Linked DNA regions of Homo sapiens: all the other regions are linked to region 3. A link is a contact called in ENCODE Hi-C or POLR2A ChIA-PET data. All regions are on one chromosome and are shown on one strand. The core of a region is the stretch at or near the end of the contact, and the rest is flanking DNA. Distances in the headings are between cores, read along the strand shown. Region 1 overlaps ARHGAP35 (Rho GTPase activating protein 35). Region 2 overlaps ARHGAP35 (Rho GTPase activating protein 35). Region 3 has its middle 6.0 kb from the start of SNAR-E.

Evidence for each region. A loop is a pair of places that touch in the nucleus more often than their neighbours do. ChIA-PET counts read pairs that join two places held with the same protein, here RNA polymerase II (POLR2A). Pooled maps may share reads with other maps.
Region 1: a pooled map shows a loop between it and region 3 (2.3-fold over the local background). The contact joins two enhancer-like sites. A Hi-C loop is called at or near these places in 2 of 50 pooled maps. POLR2A ChIA-PET finds 5 or more read pairs at or near these places in 5 of 52 experiments (AG04449, GM12878, H1 and 2 more).
Region 2: a map of endothelial cell of hepatic sinusoid shows a loop between it and region 3 (5-fold over the local background). The contact joins two enhancer-like sites. A Hi-C loop is called at or near these places in 1 of 168 maps with a recorded cell type or tissue (endothelial cell of hepatic sinusoid) and 2 of 50 pooled maps. POLR2A ChIA-PET finds 5 or more read pairs at or near these places in 6 of 52 experiments (Caco-2, K562, MCF 10A and 3 more).

Annotation. Positions count from the first base shown.
Region 1 is chr19:46,911,095-46,914,790 of GRCh38, reverse strand. The region is part of intron 1 of ARHGAP35 (Rho GTPase activating protein 35); the gene reads right to left. Among named protein-coding and RNA genes, the nearest start is that of ARHGAP35, 52 kb to the right of the region's middle. Within about 2 kb of position 1,315, at least 5 of the 41 ENCODE cell types and tissues checked have a DNase peak (open chromatin) inside an H3K27ac peak, as active enhancers do.
Region 2 is chr19:46,889,049-46,892,479 of GRCh38, reverse strand. All of the region lies in intron 1 of ARHGAP35 (Rho GTPase activating protein 35), which reads right to left. Among named protein-coding and RNA genes, the nearest start is that of ARHGAP35, 30 kb to the right of the region's middle. Within about 2 kb of position 1,864, at least 5 of the 41 ENCODE cell types and tissues checked have a DNase peak (open chromatin) inside an H3K27ac peak, as active enhancers do.
Region 3 is chr19:46,823,000-46,826,349 of GRCh38, reverse strand. No RefSeq gene overlaps it. Among named protein-coding and RNA genes, the nearest start is that of SNAR-E, 6.0 kb to the left of the region's middle. Within about 2 kb of position 1,394, at least 7 of the 41 ENCODE cell types and tissues checked have a DNase peak (open chromatin) inside an H3K27ac peak, as active enhancers do.

The DNA.
Region 1 (3,696 bases), core at 66-2,565, 89 kb before region 3:
GCTCTCAAACCTCAAGAAATAAAGATATTGGCTCTATTTTGAAATGAACTAAAATGTATTATCCATTCAACACCTTGGTTATATTTTTTAATGGCATATTTTCAGTTATTTGAAGGATGCTAAAGAAAGCAACACTCAACTCTGAATAATGTAGAACTGATTATTTTATTTTATGAGATGGAGTCTTGCTCTGTCACCCATGCTGGAGTGCAGTGCTGTAATCATAGCTCACTGCAGCCTCCAACTCCTGGGCTCAAGTGATCCTCCCACTTCAGCATCCCAAGTAGCTGGGACTACAGGTGCAAGCCATCATGCCTGGCTAATTTATTATTATTATTATTATTTAGAAATGGGGTCTTGCTATGTTGCCCAGGCTGGTCTCAAACTCCTGGCCTCAAGCAATCCTCCCACTCACACCTCAGCCTCCCAAAGTGCTGGGATCATAGGCACGAGCCACTGTGCCCAGCCACGACTGTTATTTTTAAACCCAGAATGCTGCTGATCATTAAAATAGCTACAAAAAGTGAAAATCAGCTGGCATGGAAGTGGTTAATTTTGGGACACCTGGTAACTTTCCACTTGTTAGAAACCTAATAAGTTTCTTGGTGTAAGTATACTCTTCTTAGCTTTGATGTCTAGATAATGCAGTTTTACTAGTTCCTCAATTGGACTGAATTACACGGTAAACAAAGACTGTTATAAATCTAAAAACATCTCAAACACTTGGTTTAGAGGAAATAACTTTAAGTGCTTGGTCACAAATACATTCAACTTAGTTCTAAGAGGTGGGTAAAAAAAATTAGCTGAGTCACTAAATTTAATGATCTGAAGGCCACAAAGAAAGAGAAAGTAGGAGACCGGGCATATCCAGACTTCACAATGTCTTTAGAGTTTAAATGTGATGGGAACCAGTGTTCTTAGCAGGCAACTAAGATACACAACAGAATCTGAATGTCCATTCTAATAATTTTCCAGTGCTAATCCTTTTTAAATGGAAGAGTTAAAACAGAGGGGAAAGAAGGATCCTTTAAAAATGGTAATTACTTTTATCTTTGAGCTGTACAGAGATATTTCATTAGAAAAACAGAAACACAGGACTTCAAAGTTTCCCATTTTATGCCAAGAGTCAACTACTTCAGAGAGGAAAATACTTCAGAAGTATTTTGGTTTCTCAGTCACAAATACATGCTGTAATAAAACATAATGCAAATATCTACGTGCCTTCTTCAGACTGTCACCAAGCATCTAGAGTTGTTTGTGATTTGTTTAACCAAGACACAAGGTCCCCACCAGAGTGCCGCAACTGGAAGGTAGAAGGAGGGTGTTTTCTTTTTTAACACCTCTATGAAACACTCAGGGCAAGAAGTGGTAACATTCCCAAGATAGCACACATTTTTGTAGGACCTAGAAATGCCACCGTGATCCCAGATTTACTATGACTGGGAAAGTTCATACTGTCAACAGCTCTATCAGCATACGCCTGGAAGTGTGTGTATCACTCTTCCAACACAGCGTGTGTATCACTCTTCCAACACAGCAACCTCATCCCTCTCTCCCCGAAGTAGGAAATGTTTGTGTGCTCTGTAATCTAGAATGCCCCCTAAGACAAAAATCTTCCACCATTATCCATAATAAAAATGACCATCTCCACCTGAGAATATTCAACAACTTCTGAAAACACACTGAGTTTCAAATAATCACATACAGAACACCACCAACTAGTAACACTGTAAGGAAATAATTTCATACAGAACTACAAGCAAAGGAAGTAAAATACTTGTTATCACAATTTTCCTTAATCTCAATAGGGGAAATAAATGGAAATATACATCGTAACTAACAGAAAGCAAAAAAGCATTCTTCAAACCTCCTTAAAACCTCGTATTTCTCAATATCTTACATTTCTAAGTCTTCAAAGCTATGAGTTCCCATTAGCAGCTGGTTAAAATGTTTGCATTTGGTAGACACTTGAAAAGACTCAGTTGGGGGGTGGGAGGGGTGGAACAAGAAATATATCTATGTAGGAAGCACTTTCCATGTCAGGTAGACATGGAAGTTTTCCAGAGGAATGTATTAATACTTACCAAATAGGCCAGGAAGGATGGGATATAAAAGTTTCAATAAGAAGAGAACACGACCAGGAGCAGTGGCTCATGCCTGTAATCGCAACACTTTGGGAGGCCGAGGTGGGCAGATCACGAAGTCAGGAGATCAAGACCATCCTGGCTAACATGGTGAAATCCTGTCTCTACTAAAAAAAATACAAAAAATTAGCTGGGCGAGGTGGTGGGCACCTGTAGTCCCAGCTACTCAGGAGGCTGAGGCAGGAGAATGGCGTGAACCTGGAAGGCCAGCTTGCAGTGAGCCGAGATCGTGCCACTGCACTCCAGCCTGGGCGACAGAGCAAGACTCTGTCTCAAAAGAAAAAAAAAAAGGAAGAGAACACTGGCCGGGCACGGTGACTCATGCCTGTAATCCCAGCACTTTGGGAGGCCGAGGCAGGTGGATCACCTGAGGTCAGGAGTTTGAGACCAGCCTGGCCATCATGGTAAAACTCCGCCTCTACTACAAATACAAAAATTAGCCAGGCATGGTGGTGGGCGCCAGTAATCCTAGCTACTCGGGAGGCTGAGACAGGAGAATCGCTAGAACCCTAGAGGCAGAGGTTGCAGTGAGCAGAGAGAGTGCCACTGCACTCCAGCCTGGGCAACAAGAGTGAAATTCCGTCTCAAAAAAAAAAAAAAAGAAAAGAAGGGAACACTATTCTCTGGCTTATTAAACCACTGAATTTAAGCAAAACATTTTCTTAAAACCCAATGCTTCCATTTTCATATTAATAAATGCTAAAGTAAATTTTCTTAGGGTTTTTGTTTTTCCTTTTGAATAAAGATAAATTAGAGAAGAAAAGTTGGAAATAGAGTTCAAGGTCCTTATTCATCCAATTCATTCATCTGTAAAATCCAGATGAATTTAGAGAACCTTAATTAGTAATATGCAAAAATGATGTGTTAGGGCATTTAGGTGTAAAAGGGGATTATAATCTTTTTGAATCTGAGTGAGACATAGAGGGCATTTTCATTTTCTGTGTATGATTTGTCAGAATCTGAAGCAATACCCCTATTCTACTCATCTGTTTACCACATGAAGAGTATCTTACAGAAGGATTCCATCAAACTCAACAAGGACAACAGAATCTCTAAAGCTGAGTAAAAGAGAAAGGTCCCCATTTGATAGATCTAGTTATACAGCAGCTAAATTCCCTCCTTTCTGCATATTTCAGAGTGTTAATCATTTTTGTATTACCATAATCTTTGGAATTAAGGACTGAACTGTCCATCACCCAAATCAAATGCATACTCACATAGCAAAGAAAATGTGATGAAACAAAAGGAATGGGTACTGTCTTTGCTGACGAGGATCTTATAATTTACTTGAGATACAATATTTACACTTAAAAAAAATAGCCAAACCATAAGACAATAAATGGTATAGACCATTTCCTGGGATCCAGAGAAAGAAAAACCATTCAATCTGGAGTAAGTGGGAAAGGCATCAGGCAGAAGTAAAATTTGAATTGGTTCTTAAAAGACTGGCAGAGTTTGGAGAGGTGACATAAAAGGCATGAATAATAGTGGCTAAAATGGGAAAGCAATAAACATGTTTTGGGACAGATTGACTGGAAAAGGGTTTCCAAGA
Region 2 (3,431 bases), core at 615-3,114, 66 kb before region 3:
TTTTTTTTTTTGAGACAGGGTTTCACTGTTACCCAGGCTGGAGTACAGTGGCGTGATCATGGCTCACTACAGCCTAGACTTCCCTCCAGTGATCCTCCCACCTCAACCTCCCAAGTAGCTAGGACTACAGGTGTGTGCCAGCACACCTGGCTTTTTTTTTTTCTTTTTTTTTTTTTTGAGACAAAGTCTCGCTCTGTCGCCCAGGCTAGGTGCAGTGGTGCGATCTCGGCTCACTGCAACCTTTGCCTCCCGGGTTCAAGTGATTCTCCTACCTCAGTCTCCCAAGTAGCTTGGATTACAACAGGCATGCCACCAGGCCTGGCTAATTTTTCTTTTTTTTTTTTTTTTTTTTTTTTAGTAGAGACAGGGTTTCACTACGTTGGCCAGGCTGGTCTCGAACTCCTGACCTCAGTGATCTGCCTGCCTCGGCCTTCCAAAGTGCTGGGATTACGGTTGTGAGTCACTGTGCCCGGCCAACACCTGGCTAATTTTTGTATTTTCGGTAAAGACAGGATTTCATCACGTTGCCCAGGCTGGTCTCGAACTCCTGAACTCAAGCAATCTGCCTGCCTCGGCTTCCCAAAGTGGTGGGATTAAGGCGTGAGCCATCGCGCCTGGCCAGTTAACCAATTCTTAATCTTTTGGCAGTTAAGAATCCCTTTGACAATCTGATAAAAACTTGAACACTTTCTCCCAGAAAATAGAATGGACTTACACAAAAAATTCAGGAACCCTGGATTAAGAACCTTTGCCCTGGCCGGGCACAGTGGCTCATGCCTGTAATCCCAGCACTTTGGGAGGCTCAGGCGGGCAGATCACGATGTCAAGAGATTGAGACCATCCTGGCCAACATGGTGAAACTCCGTCTCTACTGAAAATACAAAAATTAGCTGGGCATGGTGGTGCTAGCCTGTAGTCCCAGCTACTTGGGAGGCTGAGGAAGGAGAATCGCTTGAACCCGGGAGGCGGAGGTTGCAGTGAGCCGAGATTGCACCACTGCACTCCAGCCTGGTTACAGAGCGAGACTCCATCTAAAAAAAAAAAACAAAAAAAAAAAACTTGCCCTAGCAAAAAGCCTAAGAAAAGTGGCCAAAAATGAGAGATTGAGCCACTGTTTCTAACTAGGAATTCCAAACTCCCCCATTCACATAAGTAGAATACTCCTTCTTCTGCACAACATAATAATTATCCTTAATGAATCAATAAAGTGAGGGAATTCCTCCATGGTTTATAATCCTCACCTGCTAGTAACAATACAACTTCCATTTATTGGGCTCTACTATGTGGCAGAAGTCCTGGAGGGCGGGTGATAGTTATATCCCCATTTTGTACATCAGAAAACCAAGGCTCAGAGGTATCAACTGACCTGGCCAAGGCTACCCAGATGGAAAGTGGCAGAGCTGGGTTTGGAACTCTGGTATTTTGATTTCCAAAGCCCAACTATCCTACCTCCCACCAGAGGGAAGCTTATTACCATACTGACTACTGGGAGACAGCAAAGAATATTGCCAAAGAGCCACAACCCAATCATTTCCATCTGCTCTTCTAGTAAGTAAACAGTCCAGTCCAAGGGTCCAGTCCAGTATTACACACCCTCTGGGCATCCAATAAATACCTCCTGAGTGACTAAGGGCAAACAGAACCGTATACTGTTGTCGACAGAAAAGTAGAGAAATAGAGTCAATAGTTTTTAAGTGAGTTCCATTTGAATACATGTGTCACAGCTACAGCCTCAGTCACTGTCGTGTTTCCAACTGTACCTCTCCAGTTTGGCAAAGGCCCCAAACACCTAATCTGTTACACCCTCTCATGCAAAGGTTTGCAACCCATCAATGAGCTAATGAGATGAATCAACAGTGAAATTTCAATGAAACATAGTCTAGATAACCTCTCCTGTGTTCCTGTTCTACCCTGTATATCCTCTATGACTTTGGCCATGACACTATATAATAGCTGTTCCCAGGAGACTAACAGCTACCATTTCTGAGCACTTACATGTGTATCACTAAAAGCCTCTAAGGGCCAGGATCTGGTCATTTCATCTCTCTATGACCACTGCCCAGCATGGGCCTCAGCATATAAATACATGACAAATGAATGAATACTTGCACCTAGAAATACAGTAATCATTATTTCAAATAGAAAGACATTTTTACTAAACAATGACAGAAAAGATGAAGATTTAAGAGCCATAATACCCAAGCTTCCAAAAAAGAAAGCTTACATACTCCTCCTTAGATGTTCAACAATAGAGTTCTTTGCATCAAGGACCCCTCCAAATAAGTATCAGGGAAAAATAAAAGGCAGGTCTCAATCTAGAACAGTAAAGTAAAACGGAGACAAAATGAGGCCATGGGGCTCAGTGTTACTCTAAGCCAGTGGTTGTAGTCTTTTTTGGGTCATGGATTCCTTTGAGAATTTGATGAAATCTACAAATTCTCTCTCTGCAGAAAATATACAGACCCCAAAATTCAGCATATACTCATTCTGAAAGCATCATAGACACCCCTGACCCAACCCCTTAAGGGTCTACAGAACCTCAAGTTCCTATAACCTTTGCTTAGAATCTGCACGTCTAGCCATGTCTCACTAGAGGCAACCCAAAACACTAACCATTTAGTTTTTCAGCGGTCACACTGTTAAAGAAAGCTGAAGCAATGGCTTTAGTACTTGTAATGTTTCACCACCCACCACAATGGCCTCTACTCTTTTTTTTTTTTTTTTTTTTTGAGACGGAGTCTCGCTCTGTCGCCCAGGCTGGAGTGCAGTGGCGGGATCTCGGCTCACTGCAAGCTCCGAATGGCCTCTACTCTTGTTTCCTGATTCATGTGGTTGAGCCACAGTAACACACTGTGGGGTGAGGATATTCTATTTTCCCCTACTAGAAAGTAAGAAATTCAAAAGCAGGAGCCATGTCTGATAGTGCTATGTATACCACCTAAGGCGGTGCACATTTTATATAATTAATCGCTGTTGATTGGTTTACTAAAGAACGGTTCTTTGTCTTTGTTTTTGTTTTTTTGAGATGGAGTTTCACTCGTCACCCAGGCTGGAGTGCAGTGGTGCGATCTTAGCTCACTGCAACCTCCACCTCCCAGGTTCAAGGGATTCTCCTGCCTCAGCCTCCTGAGTAGCTGGGACTACAGGCACACGCCACCACACCAACTTTTGTATTTTTAGTAGAGACAGGGTTTCACCATGTCGGCCAGGATGGTCTTGATCTACTGACCTCGTGAACTGCCCACCTCAGCCTCCCAAAGTGCTGGGATTACAGGTGTGAGCCACAGCGCCTGGCCATGCCTGGCTAATTTTTTGTATTTTTAGTAGAGACAGGGGTTTCATCATGTTGGCCAGGCTGGTCTCGAACTCCTGACCTTGGGTGATCCACCTGCCTCGGCCTCCCAAAGTGCAGGGGTTACAGGTGTGAGCCA
Region 3 (3,350 bases), core at 145-2,644:
CTCACCCCAGCTTCCCGAGTAGCTGGGACCACAGGTGCGTGCCGCCATGCCTGCCTATTTTTTTTTTTTTTTTTTGAGACACAGTCTCCCTCCATCGCCCAGGCTGGAGCTCACTGCAAGCTCTGCCTCCTTAGTTCATGGGAGTCTCCTGCCTCAGCCTCCCGAGTACCTGGGATTACAGGCGTGAACCACCACATCCGGCTATTTTTAAAATATTTTTAGTCGAGATGGGGTTTCACTATGTTGGTCAGGCTGGTCTTGAACTCCTGACTTCAAATCATCCACCCACCTCAGCCTCCCAAGGTGCTGGGATTACAGGCGTGAGCCACCACCCTCGGCTCCTGATTTTTTAATATTTTTTAAAGACGAAGTTCCACTATGTTGCCTAGGCTGATCTCAAACTCCCTGGCTTAAGCAATCCTCCCGCCTTAGCCTTCCAAAGTGCTGGGATTGCAGGCATGAGCCACCATACCCAGTGGAAGATGTATTGGAGACAATACTCATGTATATGGACAAAAAACAAAAACAAAAAACTCCAGGACTGTATTTGTGACTAATCGTATAACAGGTTATTTCAGTTTCTCTTCTGTGGAAAGTGCAAAGCATTCCAACAAAGGGTTTTAATGTAGATTTTTGTTTTGCACCCATGCTGTTGATGGCTAAATATAAGTGTCTGATGATAATGTTGAATAAAAAAAAAAAAAACAAAAAAAAAACCTTAGAGGAAGTTTTGCTATAAAGGGAGAAGAGAAATAGTCGCTAGAGGGGGGAATGAGATTGGAGGGTGTTTGGTGGAGTGGATGATATCACAGCAGGTTTTTGTTTTGTTTTGTTTTGTTTTGTTTTGAGACAGATGCCCAGGCTGGAGTGCAGTTGTGCGATCTCGGCTCACCGCAACCTTTGCCTCCTGGGCTCCAGCGATTCTCCTGCCTCAGCCTCCCAACTAGCTGGGACCACAGGCGCCCGCCACCATACCCCGCTAATTTTTTGTATTTTTAGTGGAGACTGGGTTTCGCCATGTTCGTCAGGCTGGTCTCAAACTCCTGACCTCAAGTGATCCGCCCGCCTCAGCCTCCCAAAGTGCTGTGATTACAAGTGTGAGCCACCGCGCTCAGCTCAAATCATCAGTTTTATGCTGATGGGGATGATGCAACAGACAAGGGGAAACCGGAAGATGCAGGAAAGAGATGGGAGAGGGATGGAAGGCGCAGCTGGGATTATCCAAGCACACGAGAGGCATCTGGGAGGAAGGGGTGCGTGGGCGCCAAGGCAGGTGGTGGTGGTGTTGGTGTGGGGAGTTCCCAAAAGTCCCTACTCCAATGACTTCCTTCTTCTCAGTGAAATGGGAAGCAAGAGTAAGTCTCAGTCAGCTGAGAGTGACAGCCACTCAAGTTGGTGCCCTTAAGACCACGCGGGTGGTGGAGCCTGTGGAGTGGAGATCACCTGTCTTTTATTTTCTTTTAAGACATGGGGGCCAGACGTGGTAGCTCATGCCTGTAATCCAAGCACTTTGGGGGGCCGAGGCAGGCGGATCATCTGAGGTCAGCCTGGCCAGCATGGTGAAACCCCATCTCTACTAAAAATAAAAAAGTTAGCCGGGCATGGTGGTGCACGCCTGTAATCTCAGCTACTTGGGAGGCTGAAGCAGAGGCCGCAGTGAGCTGAGATCGTGCCACTGCACTCCAGCCTGCGTGACAAGAGCGAGACTCCATCTCAAAAAAAAAACAAACCAAAAAACTTAAAAATACTCTGGGGTGGCAAACGAAATGTGGTGGCTGGATGGAGCCCTCAGGCCATGTGTTTGCAACCCTGGTGCAACTGCACTAAAGCACAGGCCAGAGTCAGTTCTGGGCTTTTGAGGGGCTCCAGGGTTTAGAGAACAGAAAGTCGAAGAGGAACCTGAGAAAGCCACCAAACAAGGAAGCTTCTTGTTTTTGTTTTTGTTTCTTTTTGAGACAGACTCTCACTCTGTCTCCCAGGCTGGAGTGCAATGGCGCGATCTCGGCTCAATGCAACCTCCACCTCCCAGGTTCAAGCAATTCTCCTGCCTCAGCCTCCCAAGTAGCTGGGATTACAGGTGCCCACCACCATGCCTGGCCAATTTTTGTATTTTTAGAGACGGTGTTTCTTTTTCTTTCTTTTTTCTTTTTTTTTTGAGACAGAGTCTTTCTCTGTCGCCAGGCTGGAGTGCAGTGACGCCATCTTGGCTCACTGCAACCGCTGACTCCCTGGTTCAAGGAATTCTACTAACTCAGCCTCCTGAGTAGCTGGGATTACAGGCACGTGCCACCATGCCCAGCTAATTCTTTGAATTTTTAGTAGAGATGGGGTTTCACCATGTTGGCCAGGATGGTCTCCATCTCCTGACCTCGTGATCCGCCCACCTCGGCCTCCCAAAGTGCTGGGATTACAGGTGTGAGCCACCGTGCCTGGCGGTTTTATTTGTTTTTTGAGACAGGGTCTCACTCTGTTGCCCAGGCTGGACTGCAGTGGCACTATCATGGCTCATTTCAGCCTTGAATTCCCAGGCTTGGGTGATTCTCCCACCTCAGTCTCCTGGGTAGCTGGGATTACAGGTGTATGCCACCAAGTCTGGCTAATTTTTTGTGTTTTTTGTAGAAATGGTGGTTTCAAGGCCGGGCGCGGTGGCTCACGCCTGTAATCCCAGTACACTGGGAGGCCGAGGTGGGCAGATCATGAGGTCAGGAGATCGAGACCATCCTGGCTAACAAGGTGAAACCCCGTCTCTACTAAAAATACAAAAAAAAAAAAAAAATTAGCCAGGCGTGGTGGCGGGCGCCTGTAGTCCCAGCTACTTGGGAGGCTGAGGCAGGAGAATGGTGTGAACCCAGGAGGCAGAGCTTGCAGTGAGCCAAGATCGCGCCACTGCACTCCAGCCTGGGCAACAGAACGAGACACAGTCTCAAAAAAAAAAAAAAAAAAAGAAATGGCGGTTTCATCATGTTGCCCCGGCTGGTCTCAACCTCTTGGGCTCAAGTGATCTGCTCACCTCTGCCTCCGAAAGTGCTGGAATTACAGGTGTAAGCCACCGAGCCCAGCCTCAAGGAAGCTTCTGAACTGTTAGGGGGAGCTCCTGCTCTAGGCCCAGCAGCTTCCAAGGCTTTAAAGGCATAATCCCATTTAATCTTGTAATGACGCTGTGAAGTGGCTCTTGGTATTAGCATTGCAATTCTGAGTATTATCTCCTCTTTGTAGATAAGGAAGATCATTTGCCCAAGGACACACAATGAGCAGATGAGACTGGAACCCAGATTTCTAGAGTGCTAGACTCTGTGTCTTCCCATTCACTTTATTTTTTATTTTATTTTATTTTATTTTTTTGAGACAGA